Regions from separate parts of the Homo sapiens genome. Here all the other regions are linked to region 1. Evidence: chromatin loops called from intact Hi-C (ENCODE). Cell type or tissue: endothelial cell of umbilical vein. All regions are shown on one strand. Each heading gives the region's core, and the rest is flanking DNA. Links, peaks and the distances in the headings are about the cores only.

Region 1 (4,455 bases), core at 278-4,277:
CTCCCAGGCTACAAACCTGAACAACATGTTACTTTACTGAATACTGTAGGCAATTGTAACACAATGGTAAATATTTGTGTACCTAAACATAGAAAGGACACAGTAAATGATAGTATAAAAGATAAAAAATGGTACACCCTTATAGGGCACTTGCCATGAATGGAGTTTGCAGGGCTTGAAGTTACTCCGAGTGAGTCAGTGAGTGAGTGGTGAGTTAATGTGAAAGCCCACGACATTGCTGTACACTTCTGTAGACTTTATAAGCACTGTACACTTAAACTACACTACCTTTATAGAAAGAAAATTTTTCTCTTTATTATTTATATATTTATTTATTTGGAGACAGAGTTTTGCTCTTGTTGCCCAGGCTGGAATGCAGTGGCACGATCTCAGCTCACTGCAACCTTCGCCTCCCAGGTTCAAGTGATTCTCCTGCCTCAGGATCCCGAGTAGCTGGGATTACAGGCACATGCCACCACGCCCGGCTAATTTTTGTATTTTTAGTAGAGATGGGGTTTCACCGTGTTGGCCAGGCTGGTCTCAAACTCCTGACCTCAGGTGATCCACCCGCCTTGGCTTCCCAAAGTGAAACGATTACAGGCGTGAGCCAACACACCCGGCATTATTTACTAATTTTTTTTTTTTTTTTTTTTGAGACGGAGTCTCGCTCTGTCGCCCAGGCTGGAGTGCAGTGGCGCAATCTCGGCTCACTGCAAGCTCCGCCTCCTGGGTTCACACCATTCTCCTGCCTCAGCCTCCTGAGTAGCTGGGACTACAGGCGCCCACCACCATGCCCGGCTAATTTTTTGTATTTTTAGTAGAGACAGGGTTTCACCTTGTTAGCCAGGATGGTCTCGATCTCCTGACCTCGTAATCCACCCGCCTCGGCCTCCCAAAGTGCTGGGATTATAGGCGTGAGCCACCGCGCCTGGGCTATTTATTAATTTTTTAATTAAAAAAAAAGAGACAGGGTCTCACTATGTTGCCCAGGCCAGTCTCGAACTCCTGGGCTCAAGCGATCTTCCCACCTTGGCCTCCCAAAATGCTGGGATTACAGGTGTGAGCCACTGCACCTGGCCAGAAATTTATCTTCAATGATAAATTAACCTTAGTTAACCCTATAATAACAATGCCTGGCTGGGTGCAGTGGCTCACGCCTATAATCCTAGCACTTTGGGAGGGCAAGGCAGGTGGATCACCTGAGGTCAGGAGTTCGAGACCAGTCTGGCCAACATGGCAAAACCTTGTCTCTACTAAAAATACAAAAATTAGCTAGGCATGATGGCGATGCCTGTAGTCCCAGCTACTTGGGAGGCTGAGGCAGGAGAGTTGCTTGAACCTGGGGGGTGGAGGTTGCAGTGAGCTGAGATCGTGCCACTTCACTCCAGCCTGGGCAAAAGAGCGAGACTGTCTCAAAACAAACAAACAAACAAACAAAAACAGTGCCTGCCTTTGGAATACCTGCTGAGGAACCTGCCTCAGGCTGTTTTACAGTTAACTTTTTTTGTAATAAGTAGAAGGAGTACACTCTAAAATAATGAAAAAAGTACAGCATAGTAAATACATAAACTAGTAACATAATTTTTAAATATCATTACCAAGTATTATGTGCTGTACATAATTGTATGTGTTATACTTTATTTCCGCACAAGAAAGAAATGAACTTTTGTTTTTTTTTTGGAGGTGGAGTTTTGCTCGTCACCCAAGCTGGAGTACAATGGCGCAAACTTACTGCAACCTCTGCCTCCTGGGTTCAAGCAATTCTCCTGCCTCAGCCTCCAAAGTAGCTGGGATTACAGGCATGCACCACCACTCCTGGCTAATTTTTGTTTTATTAGCAGTGACGGAGTTTCACCATGTTGGCGAGGCTGGTCTCGAACTCCTGGCCTCAGGTGATCCACCCACCTTGGCCTCCCAAAATGGTGGGATTACAGGCGTGAGCCACCGGGCCCGGCCAGAGCCCTCTATTGACATGTGTCTGCACAGTTATCATGCAAAGGAAGACAAGTTACATGTAAAAAGATGGTGGTTGTAATATGCTTTGAAATAGCAAAAAATTGGAAAATATCTCACAAGATCATTGTGGAAGATTGGCTAAATAAATGAAGACAACTCCATACCACGGAATACTAACTACCATTAAGGAAAAGGTAGAGAAAACAATTTAAAAGGGGAAAATATATATGAAAAACAATGGTTTTCAAAACATTGACTATCAGCTTATAAAGGACAGTGATCCTTGTGGACGTGCATTTTACATATGTATTGAATATCTTTGTGCCTTTGCTTGTACATGCTTAACTTGAAAACATACATTTACCATTGACCACTAGGTGGTATCATAACACAAATTATTCTACAGCCAGGGTAGGCATTTATTTTATTTTATTTTATTTTTATTTTTTTATTTTTTATTGATCATTCTTGGGTGTTTCTCGCAGAGGGGGATTTGGCAGGGTCATAGGACAATAGTGGAGGGAAGGTCAGCAGATAAACAAGTGAACAAAGGTCTCTGGTTTTCCTAGGCAGAGGACCCTGCGGCCTTGCGCAATGTTTGTGTCCCTGGGTCCTTGAGATTAGGGAGTGGTGATGACTCTTAAGGAGCATCCTGCCTTCAAGCATCTGTTTAACAAAGCACATCTTGCACCGCCCTTAATCCATTTAACCCTGAGTGGACACAGCACATGTTTCAGAGAGCACAGGGTTGGGGGTAAGGTCACAGATCAACAGGATAAGAATTTTTCTTAGTACAGAACAAAATGAAAAGTCTCCCATGTCTACTTCTTTCTACACAGACACGGCAACCATCCGATTTCTCAATCTTTTCCCCACCTTTCCCCCCTTTGTATTCCACAAAACCGCCATTGTCATCATGGCCCGTTCTCAATGAGCTGTTGGGTACACCTCCCAGACGGGGTGGTGGCCGGGCAGAGGGGCTCCTCACTTCCCAGTAGGGGCGGCCGGGCAGAGGCGCCCCTCACCTCCCGGATGGGGCGGCTGGCCTGGCGGGGGCTGACCCCCACCTCCCTCCCGGATGGGGTGGCTGCCGGGCGGAGAGGCTCCTCACTTCTCAGACGGGGCGGCCGGGCAGAGACGCTCCTCACCTCCCAGACGGGGTCACGGCCGGGTAGAGGCGCTCCTCACATCCCAGACGGGGCGGCGGGGCAGAGGCGCTCCCCACATCTCAGACGATGGGAGGCCGGGCAGAGACGCTCCTCACTTCCTAGATGGGATGGCGGCCGGGAAGAGGCGCTCCTCACTTCCTAGATGGGATGGCGGCCGGGCAGAGACGCTCCTCACTTTCCAGACTGGGCAGCCAGGCAGAGGGGCTCCTCACGTCCCAGACGATAGGCGGCCAGGCAGAGACGCTCCTCACTTCCCAAAAGGGGTGGCGGCCAGGCAGAGGCTGCAATCTTGGCACTTTGGGAGGCCAAGGCAGGCAGCTGGGAGGTGGAGGTTGTAGCGAGCCGAGATCACGCCACTGCACTCCAGCCTGGGCACCATTGAGCACTGAGTGAACCAGACTCCGTCTGCCATCCCGGCACCTCGGGAGGCTGAGGCTGGCGGATCACTCGCGGTTAGGAGCTGGAGACCAGCCCGGCCAACACAGCGAAACCCCGTCTCCACCAAAAAAATACGAAAACCAGTCAGGCATGGCGGCACGCGCCTGCAATCGCAGGCACTCGGCAGGCTGAGGCAGGAGAATCAGGCAGGGAGGTTGCAGTGAGCCGAGATGGCAGCAGTACAGTCCAGCTTCGGCTCGGCATCAGAGGGAGACCATGGAAAGAGAGGGAGAGGGAGACTGTGGGGAGAGGCGAGAGGGGAGAGGGAAGAGGGAAGAGGGAAGAGGGAGAGGGAGAGCCAGGGAAGGCATTTTTAAACAGGTTTCTTTTTTTGAGTGTCTGATAATGTCTCTCAAAACTGTCAGGTTTAAACCTTGTAGGTCCAATTCCAACATGAATGTAAATAACTTAGCTGAACTACATACATAAGTAACCACATAGTGAGACTGACTGGGGTCTGTGTTCCTCCATTCAACCTGTATTTGTTGTGTCTGTGATGGATTAGCCACTATCTTTCTGATATATTTCAGAGAAGAAATATCTCTTCTCTCACTTACTTCTGTCTGGACTACCAGATATCCCTATGCATACCATCTCTTGTTTCTCTTCCTCAGTCCAGCTGGTTCAGTCTGAGAATTTTACCGACTGTGGGTACACCTTCCACCTTTGCTCTTTCATTTATCAATAAAACCAAAGAAAGAACAATAGTCCTTTTCCTTAGGGTGGTACAAGGAGGCCAAGGCCTCACTATTTATAGCAAATAATGCAAATGGAAATAAACCTAGGTATCTTCTCCTGCAGGTAACTTTGTTTTGGATCTTTGCTACTGTTTAACTTCCTTTGGTGACTAGCCATATTTCATTAACCTTGCAAGCAGTTGAACCTTGCTCAA
Region 2 (4,455 bases), core at 249-4,248, 160 kb after region 1:
CGGGTGTAGGAGGTTGCAGTAAGCTGAGATCAAGCCATTGTACTCCATCCAGCTCTGGGCGACAAAGCAAAACCCTGTCTTGGCCGGGCGCGGTGGCTCACGCCTGTAATCCCAGCACTTTGGGAGGCTGAGGCAGGCAGATCACAAGGTCAGGAGATCGAGACCATCCTGGCCAACATGGTGAAACCCCATCTCTACTAAAATACAAAAAATTAGCCGGGTGTGGTGGCACGTGCCTGTAGTCCCAGCTACTCGGGAGGCTGAGGCAGGAGAATCGCTTGAACCTGAGAGGCAGAGATTGCAGTGAGCCGAGGTTGCGTCCCTACACTCCAACCTGGCAACAGAGCAAGATTCTGTCTCAAAAAAAAAAAAAAAAAAAAAGACATGAACAGACAAATCAAAAATAACATAAAAATGGCCCTTGATATGAAAATATGTTCAGCTTTCCTCATGGGAGAAGTACACATTAAAACTACACTGAGGCCGGGCGCGGTGGCTCATACCTGTGATCTCAGCACTTTGGGAGGTCAATGCTAGTGGATCAGTTCAGGTCAGGAGTTCGAGACCAGCCTGGCCAACATGGTGAAACCCTGTCTCTACTAAAAATGCAAAAATTAGTCGGGCGTGGTAGTGCATGCCTGTAGTTCCAGCTACTTAGGAGGCTGAGGCAGGAGAATTGCTTGAGCCGGGAAGGCAGAGGTTGCAGTGAGCCAAGATCATGCCATTGCACTCCAGACTGGGTGACAGAGGGAAAGTCTGTCTCAAACAAAGAAAAAAAAACTACACTGAAATATTATTTCTCCCTATCAGAATGAAAAAAATTCAAAGGCTTGACCACAGTGTTGGAGAGGCAATGGAGAAATACATGCACTCCTTCACTGCTCGAGGGAGTGCCAAATAGTATATAGCCTCTAGTGAATGAAATTTGCAGTTTAACAAAATTGCATATGCCTACTCAGTAATCACATGCCTAGGAACTGACCCTAAAGATACAAAAGTAATACAAAAGTATTATTCACAATATAAAAGTAACATTCACAGATTTATTCACCATTTGTAATTGCAAAATAGTGGGAACAACCTAAATGCGTATGGATAGGAAACTGGCTAAATAAACTGTGACATAGCTGCATGATGGAGTAACTACAATTTTTTTCAAATGAAATTGATTTCTATGAACTGATATAGAGTAACTTCTAGGATGTATTGATAAATGAAAATAAAAAGTACTAATATATATGTAACACACATACCCATCTGTATCTGTCCCTTTCCACTAAAGAAACACAGGAAAGATAACCAGAAACTAACAAAATTTGTTACTTACAGTGGAGGGGTGGGTGGGAATCAGGTGGAAGGCATAGAGACTGAGTGACATTTCTCTAAGTGAACCTTTTTGTATGTTTCTACTTTTGAAACCTTTATCAATGTTTCATATTTTCAAAAAATAAAATTTAATCAATAATGAAGACAAAACCTGTAAGATTGATTGTATGACCTGCAATGGCACTCATTATGAGGTTAGACTTTGTGTTAGGGCTGCCTGGGGATGACAGGGTCTCCCTGCAATCCAAATTCCAAATTGGACCCCACCCTTTCCCTTCCCCAGGCACTCAGAAGCTCCTTCCTTTCTTTATCACATCCCTCACTCACGTGGTCAAACTGTCCTGGACTAAAATAACCAAATAATGATGGAAGCAAGGAGGTTAAGTGACACACAATCTTTTCCCCTAATGACACCTAAGAACTAACCCTGCACTGGTGAGTGCAGAAGCCTTAGCATTCCTTTGCCTTTGCGGCCCTCTGCTGGTGTAAAGAAAATGTGGAGGTTGATGATGTTACTTGCTTATTCTCTAGTCTAGTTTTGTTGGGAGAGGAACTTTGATAAGCTGTCTCTCCTAGGAGATCTCTGATCCAAAGTTCTTGCTTATCTGGCATTCTTGGACACTTTGTGGAATTTGGAAATATTCATACAATTTAAGACTCTTCTTTGCCTTCACATCACTGCTCTTGTCTCTTCCCGCTCTTTAACCACTGCTTTATTTTCTTGGCTCTTCTTCACCTTCTTTCCTACTCCTTCCAAAGTTCTGGCCTAAATCCTCTTCTTCCTATAAGTTCATCCCCTTAGCACTTTTATGACTGTAACTATTTAGTTCTATGAGTATTTCCCAAATGCTTTATTTCCTCCAATGCTCCAGATCCTTTTTTTTTTTTTTTAAACAGAGCTGGTGCCTCAGCCTCCCGAGTAGCTGGGATTACAGTCATGCGCCACTACGCCCGACTGATTTTTGTATTTTTAGTAGAGACAGGGTTTCACCATGTTGGCTGGGCTGGTCTTGAACTCCTAGCCTCAAGTCATTGGCCCATATCGGCCTCCCAAAGTGCTCGCATTACAGGTGTGAGCCACCGCGCCCAGCCTCCAGATCCAAATTTGAAACTATTTACCACAAACTCCGCTTGATGCCCTCTGGCACCTCAATCTCAGTGTGCCCTAATCTGAGTTCTTCATCTTCCCTTTGTTGGAACAAATGACCCAAAACCTGGAAATAAGGATTACCAAGTGCCCTTTCAATGTCATATTAGCACAGTAGTTCTCAAAGTGTGGAGTGTGGTCCCTAGACCAGCAGCATCATCATCACCTGGGAACTTGTTAGGAGTGCAAATTTTCAGGTTCCACCCAAGATCTACTGAGTCTGAAACTCTGGAAGTTGGATCCAGCAATCTGTGGTTTAACAAGCCTTCCGGGGGATTCTCATGATCACTTAAGTTTGAGAACTACTGAACTAGAGCAGGGGCTAGCAAACTATGGTTTGTGGGCCAAATCCAGCCTACTGCCCGCTTTTATTATTTTTTAATTTTAATTTTTAATTTAATTTTATGTTTTTGAGACAGTGTCGCCTAGGCTGGAGTGCAGTGGCGTGATCTCGGCTCACTGCAACCACCATCTCCTGGGTTCAAGCGATTCTCCTGTCTCAGCCTCCTGAGTAGCTGGGATTACAGGCACCTGCCATTATTCCCAGCTAATTTTTGTATTTTAGAGGGGGTTTCACCATGTTGGCCAGGCTGCTCTTGAACTCCTGACTTCAGGTGATCCGCCTGCCTTGCCCTCCCAAAGTTCTAGGATTACAGGCGTGAGCCACGGCGCTCAGCCTATTGCCTGCTGTTATAAAAGTTGTATTGGAACACAGCCACACCCATTTGTTACTATATCATCCACAGCTGCTTTTGTTTTACAACAACAGTTGAGTTGAGTAGTTGCGACAGAGACCATATGGCTCTCATAGCCTAAAATAGTTACTATCCGGTTCTTTAAAGAAAAAGTTTGCAGACCCCTAGACTAGAGCATGGTCTACAAAACCCTCCTAAGGGTCATCTGATCGTCTAGGGAAAGACAATTTTCTTTGAGTTAGTATTTATTACTGAGTTGGGCCCAGATTCCATAATTAAGGTATTAATTATAGAAAATTGGTAAATTGCAAATTATTTTTGTTAGAGGGAGATAAAAATGATTTATCTGTGTTAGAGTTCATCACAAAGATAACAATTTTATTTTCCGGTAAACCATAAACCAGTTTTGGATTTAACCTAGCAATCTTATCTTAGCATTATTTTTTTTCTTTCACTGAATACACACACACACACACACACACACACACACACACACACACCCCTCTCATAACCGCCTATAAACCAGTTTTACATTCTTCTGATTACTTAACTAATAAATTAGGTTGTTTTTTTTTTGCAATTTTATAACTTTGATGTATTTGACCATCAGCAATTAGTTCTCATCCACATTGACTGTCTGTAGATTTTTGAAAGTGGTAACCGGTACATAGGTAACCAAAGTATAGAGCTTATTTGGTGAATCTTCATCCTTATTCTGGATAATCGCACACGGATTCGGTATGAGACATTCCTTATTCCTTTGGCCCAGACAGCTTTGTTGAGCCTGGTAGCAACGCACATGTCTGGAGCTACCATCTCCTTCATGGCAAATTTCCGAATCTCTTTGAGTGCCCAAGGGGCACACTTCTTGAAGCGCACTCCATGGGTGCGCTTGTGAATGTTGATGGTGTATTCTTGGGTCACCACCTCGTTGATAGCAGAACGGCCCTTTTTCTTTTGGCCACCCTTCTTTGCGGAAGCCATTCTGTTGGGTCCAAGTTGGAAAGGCAATATTTTATTTTATTTTATTTTTTTAAGACAAGGTCTCACTCTGTCACCTGGGCTGAAGTGCAGTGGCACAATGGCACAATCAAGGCTCACTGTAGCCTCAACTTCCCGGGCTCAAGCGATCCTTCTACCTCAACCTCCCAAGTAGCTGGGACTACAGGCATATGCCTCCACACTCAGCTAATTTTTTTTTCTTTCTTTCTTTTTTTTTTTTTAGAGATGGGGTCTAGTCTGGTCTCGAACTCCTGGACACAAGGAATCCTCCTGCCTGGATTACAG
Region 3 (4,455 bases), core at 249-4,248, 200 kb after region 1:
CCCTTCTGGAGTTCAGCCCATTGCACAGAGTGCCCAAAGCTGTGGGCCATCACCCTTGCGCCATCACTAGATGGCTGTAGCATTCCAAAGGCCCTGCTTGCTCAGAGGTGGGTGGGCTCTTTCTTCAGTGATGCTTTCTTGTCAGGTGGCCTGTTTCATAGGTGGCATCTTCATAAAACCAGCAGTTTTTGTAAAACAGTAGGAAAGACACTATTTCTGTCTCCTGGGTGGGCCACCACCTGTTTGACCCACCCTGAAGATGGCTAAAGGCTGAGGAGCTGGGTTTGGCCCTTAATTGGAAGATCCATTTTCTTCTCGTGATGGGATGTTCTGGAGCTTGTCCCACCCATTTGTGAAACTTAGTTCAGAATTGCAGGATGAGAATGTCAAGTTGAAGACTGTTTTGCGTAGGCAGGGCTCAGTGATGCTGGCCGTTGTTTCTCAGCAGCAGGAAGAAGTCCTCAAGTTCAAAAGGTCAAAGTCTAGAAGAAGAACCAGAGAAGTCTGGTTTGCCAAAGGCTCTAATCAACTGTGCAGTTAGTCCCAGACCCCTGTAGTTCCTTGACCCAAAGGAAATAAAGGCTCTAGGGCAAGGCTTCTGTTACTGCTGTCTGGGCTGATTCTTAGGTTCTTTGTTGTTCAGGCTCTTGGGCAAATGTGGCCACATGTCTGATGACTTGGGGGATGGAAGCTGTAGGAATATTCTTAGGTTTGGGATGTACCATCCAGCGGCCAATTTTGCTGTAGGGCCACTTTTCTTCTTCTTCTTCTTTCTTTTTTCTTCTTTTCTCCTCCTCCTCCCCCTCCCCCTCCTCTCCTCCTCTCCTCCTTGTCCTTCTTCTATCTTCTTCTTCTTCTTCTTCCTCTTCCTCTTCCTCCTCCTCCTCCTTCTTCTTCTTTTGTAGTTGGTGGCTATTACAAAGTTTTCCTTATTTAATTGTGAAATATCTATTTGAGCTGTGACACAGCCCCCAAGATGACCACTTGAAAGGCAGAGCGCCTGGGTTTTGTCCTTGCTCAGGGCCCACCTGTCTTTCGTCAGTGGTGCTTGGGTGGCATGTAACGCCCTGAAAGCAGTCTTCTTTGTGCAGACATGATGGAAATGCCTGCCCATACACCAGCAGTTCACACTGTGCTGGGTTTGTCCAACCCACTGATGCCACATCACTGGGAAATTCAGGGCAATAAAAGTGTGCTATATGCTGTGCTCGTGAAAGCAAACTGACATTCCCCACAGGGAGATCTAAAATAATGCATTAGCAATACCCTAGGTTGCAAACCAAGTACCAGGTAGGATGGCAGCAAAACATTCATTCATTTTTATTATGTCAGCACAATTGAAACAAAAGATGGCCACACTCTTTTTGAAGCTTCCCTAATCCACAGTAGAGTTCCCAGCATCCATTCGACAGACAGGGATGTTCAGCTAAAGAAAGCTCTGTATAGGCTGGGCACGGTGGCTCCTTTGGGACGCTGAAGCAGGTGGGTCACCTGAGGTCGGTAGTTCAAGACCAGCCTGACCAACATGGAGAAACCCTGTCTCTAGTAAAAATACAAAAAAATTAGCCAGGTGTGGTGGCTCATGTCTGTAATCCCAGCTACTCGGGAGGCTGAGGCAGGAGAATCGTTTGAACCTGGGAGGCGGAGGTTGTGGTGAGCTGAGATCACGCCATTGCACTCCAGCTGGGCAATAAAAGCGGAACTCCATCTCAAAAAAAGAAAGCGCTGTATAGCACCTCTGTTGGTATAAAACCTGTGTGAGAAGACCAAATACTTTTTCTTCTCCCAGAAAGAGGCATTGTTTCAAATGTTATGCTTGGCAAGCTTTATGAGTAAACACCATTCTTGGGCATGCATCTGACTGCTCCTGATATGAGTCACCAACAGGGGTCACAATAAATGTATCCAGTGAACAGGTTCTTGCAAAAGAGAAGCACAATCCAGGCAAACACACACACACACAGACACACACACACACACAACACACCACCTCACAAAACCACAGCAAGTATGTAGTAAGTTTAGGAATATTTGGGACTTCCTCCTGGGTAGGAATGAATCTGGGGATGCAACCCCACATCTAAGTCTTGTCCCTCTGCTGTCGTTTGCCCCAGACTGAGTTGTATCAGCTGAGACTTAGATCTTTGCTCCACAGGAACTGTGACATCCACTCCAGGTTTTGTATCAGGTCATCTGCTGTTCTGAGCACCCTTACAGCCCCCTAGCTAGTCCAGCTCTGCCTGTCCCTTTCATTCCATCCATACCTGGCTTTCAGTCATAACATGTATTATGCAGGTTTTTTTCTGGGCTTTTTTTCTGATATGCAGTGGCCTCATTACTCAGAGTTTGCATTTTGTAAGAAATCCACCTCTTGTTCAAATGACTTGCTTGTTTGAGAAGTTTAGTGGCTGAAGACTCGTTTTGTCTCACTCATCCCTCTGGGGCCTTGCGGTCTTTCTCTTTCCAGTCCCCTGGCCAATCAGCCAAGCCGTTCACCACTCCCTGAGTCTGTATATTTTCTTTCCAGCGGATGATCAGATGCACTGCCCAGAGCTTTGCCCATTGGGAGTGTTTCCTTTCACTGCTGTCTTTCAAGGCTACCCCTGAAATAACACTATTAGTGCAGCCAGCACACATTTTCAGCTTGTATCCACGTGGCCCGCTGAGCCATCATCATGAGTGAACCAGGGAAGGAGAGTGAGCCAATATGAGGATATTACTGAGTTAGCCACCACTGTGTGATTGGTTGCTCGATTCCACAGGACTGTCCTCTGAGAAGCTGTGTAAAATGTGCCTCAGGGTGGTCTGGTCCAGGAGAGGAGGAGGAAGAATGCACGCACTGGTTCCTGTGTCCCATTGGTCAGTGTTACCTCACAGGGAGTGAATTCCCCTGCAGCACTTGCAAGTTGCACTGTGTGGCCGCTGAGCAGGTCCCATGGCAGTGTCCACAGGAAAGCGCCAAGGTGACAGTTGAAGGCCCAAATCACAGCTATCAGGTTATGCTGGCATGACATGGTCGTAGGCCTTGCAGGGCTAGCACTGCAGTGGTGGCTGGATCAAGGGATAGGTGAGGCCAAGAGGATGTAACATGTTGCATAATGGTAAGTGAATAAAGTCCTGAAAGATTACATACAGTGTGGTATCTTTTCCATTTAATTATAAACTACCAAGATTACAAGAAATGCAAGCCCGTGATCAATGGGGGATTTGGGAGGTTACCTTGGGAGGAAAAAGATGGGAGGGTGATGAACTGAAGAAGCATATTGTTACAGTTGAATGCAGGTTGTCACGACTAGCTTCAGTGCTGACTATAAACAAAAAATAGGGAAGGAGGGAGGAAGGAGGCCATGCATGGACCATGATTAGAGTGTAAGAGTGTTATGAACTCAGGATGATGATTAATCTGTGTACCTGAGGTTCAAATAAAACGTGCAGGCCGGGCGCGGTGGCTCACGCCTGTAATCCTAGCACTTTGAGAGGCCGAGGTGGGCGGATCATGAGGTCAGGAGTTTGAGACCAGCCTGGCCAACATGGTGAAACCCCGTCTCTACTAAAATACAAAAATTAGCCGGGCGTGGCGGTGGGCGCCTGTAATCCCAGCTACTGGGTAGGCTGAGGCAAGAGAATTGCTTGAACCTGGGAGTTGGAGGTTGCAGTGAGCCGAGATCGTGCCGCCACTGGACTCCAGCCTGGGTGACAGAGTTAGACTCTGTCTCAAAAAGAAAAAGAAACCCACAAAACAACAACAACAAAACCCCCCAAAAAACAGCAACAAAAAAACCGTGCAAGTGGATGCTTCTAATGTGAACAGTTCTTAGCTTTCCCAGAGGCGTGGCTCTCCCCAAGGAACGCGGCGGCGATGCTTCCCGATGGCCGCCAGGGGGCGTGCGCGGCCAGGAGCGGGCGCGTTGCGCGCGGGCTCCTGCAGCCACCTGCTTGGTGGGTTTTGTTTTCGCTACAGGAGAGCTGTGTCCAGCTGGGAGGTGTGGCAGCAGGCACAGCTGTTGGCCGGGGACCCCGGGGGCTCCCCAGGGAGGGCCTCCGCCCAGCGCGCTGCCCCTGGGTTCGCTAGGAAGCATCTGCCAGACCGGCGGGGCCCCGACTTTCCGGAGAACTGCCAAGACCCTGGGGCAAGCGCTTGAGGGCCCTCCTGGGCAGGATCGCAAACTGGGGCTGGCTGCTTCAGCTAGCCCCCAGCAGGTGTGTTTGGCCTGAAGTGTATCTTTGAAAAGATACTTGGCAGCATTTAAAAATCGGGAAATGTTTAGCGTGGAAATCCAGATGACCATTTCTCTGGGTCACTTGGGGCATCTGGCAGCACTTGGCCAGCGGCTCGCTCCACACGCATCCCTGCCCGGCTGATGAGGTTTGTCACAGTTTCGGTTAAATCAGTATTCCGCGTGACCATTATTCTGGCTGTTATCACTATTCACAACTGAGCCAAGCGGCACACTT

Evidence for each region. Peaks named below come from ENCODE experiments on the same cell type or tissue, not always from the same donor. Only the 100,000 strongest peaks of a DNase experiment are listed, where the experiment ranks them.
Region 2: a loop joins it to region 1, with 19 times the contacts of the local background. A loop is called at or near these places in 102 of 110 quality-filtered maps.
Region 3: a loop joins it to region 1, with 15 times the contacts of the local background. A loop is called at or near these places in 2 of 110 quality-filtered maps.

Annotation. Positions count from the first base shown.
Region 1 is chr3:32,662,830-32,667,284 of GRCh38, reverse strand. No RefSeq gene overlaps it. Among named protein-coding and RNA genes, the nearest start is that of CNOT10, 20 kb to the left of the region's middle. In endothelial cell of umbilical vein, for the core only: no CTCF peak of the experiment used is centred there; a DNase peak (open chromatin) is centred at 2,314.
Region 2 is chr3:32,507,652-32,512,106 of GRCh38, reverse strand. It overlaps the pseudogene RPL31P18. Among named protein-coding and RNA genes, the nearest start is that of MIR548AY, 3.5 kb to the right of the region's middle. In endothelial cell of umbilical vein, for the core only: a CTCF peak has its summit at 1,809 (motif pointing left); a DNase peak (open chromatin) is centred at 1,796.
Region 3 is chr3:32,467,428-32,471,882 of GRCh38, reverse strand. No RefSeq gene overlaps it. Among named protein-coding and RNA genes, the nearest start is that of CMTM6, 33 kb to the left of the region's middle. RefSeq lists silencers at 3,427-3,536, 4,127-4,196. In endothelial cell of umbilical vein, for the core only: CTCF peaks have their summits at 1,814 and 3,865 (motif pointing right); DNase peaks (open chromatin) are centred at 1,852 and 3,992; H3K4me3 peaks cover 187 bases; H3K27ac peaks cover 1,704 bases.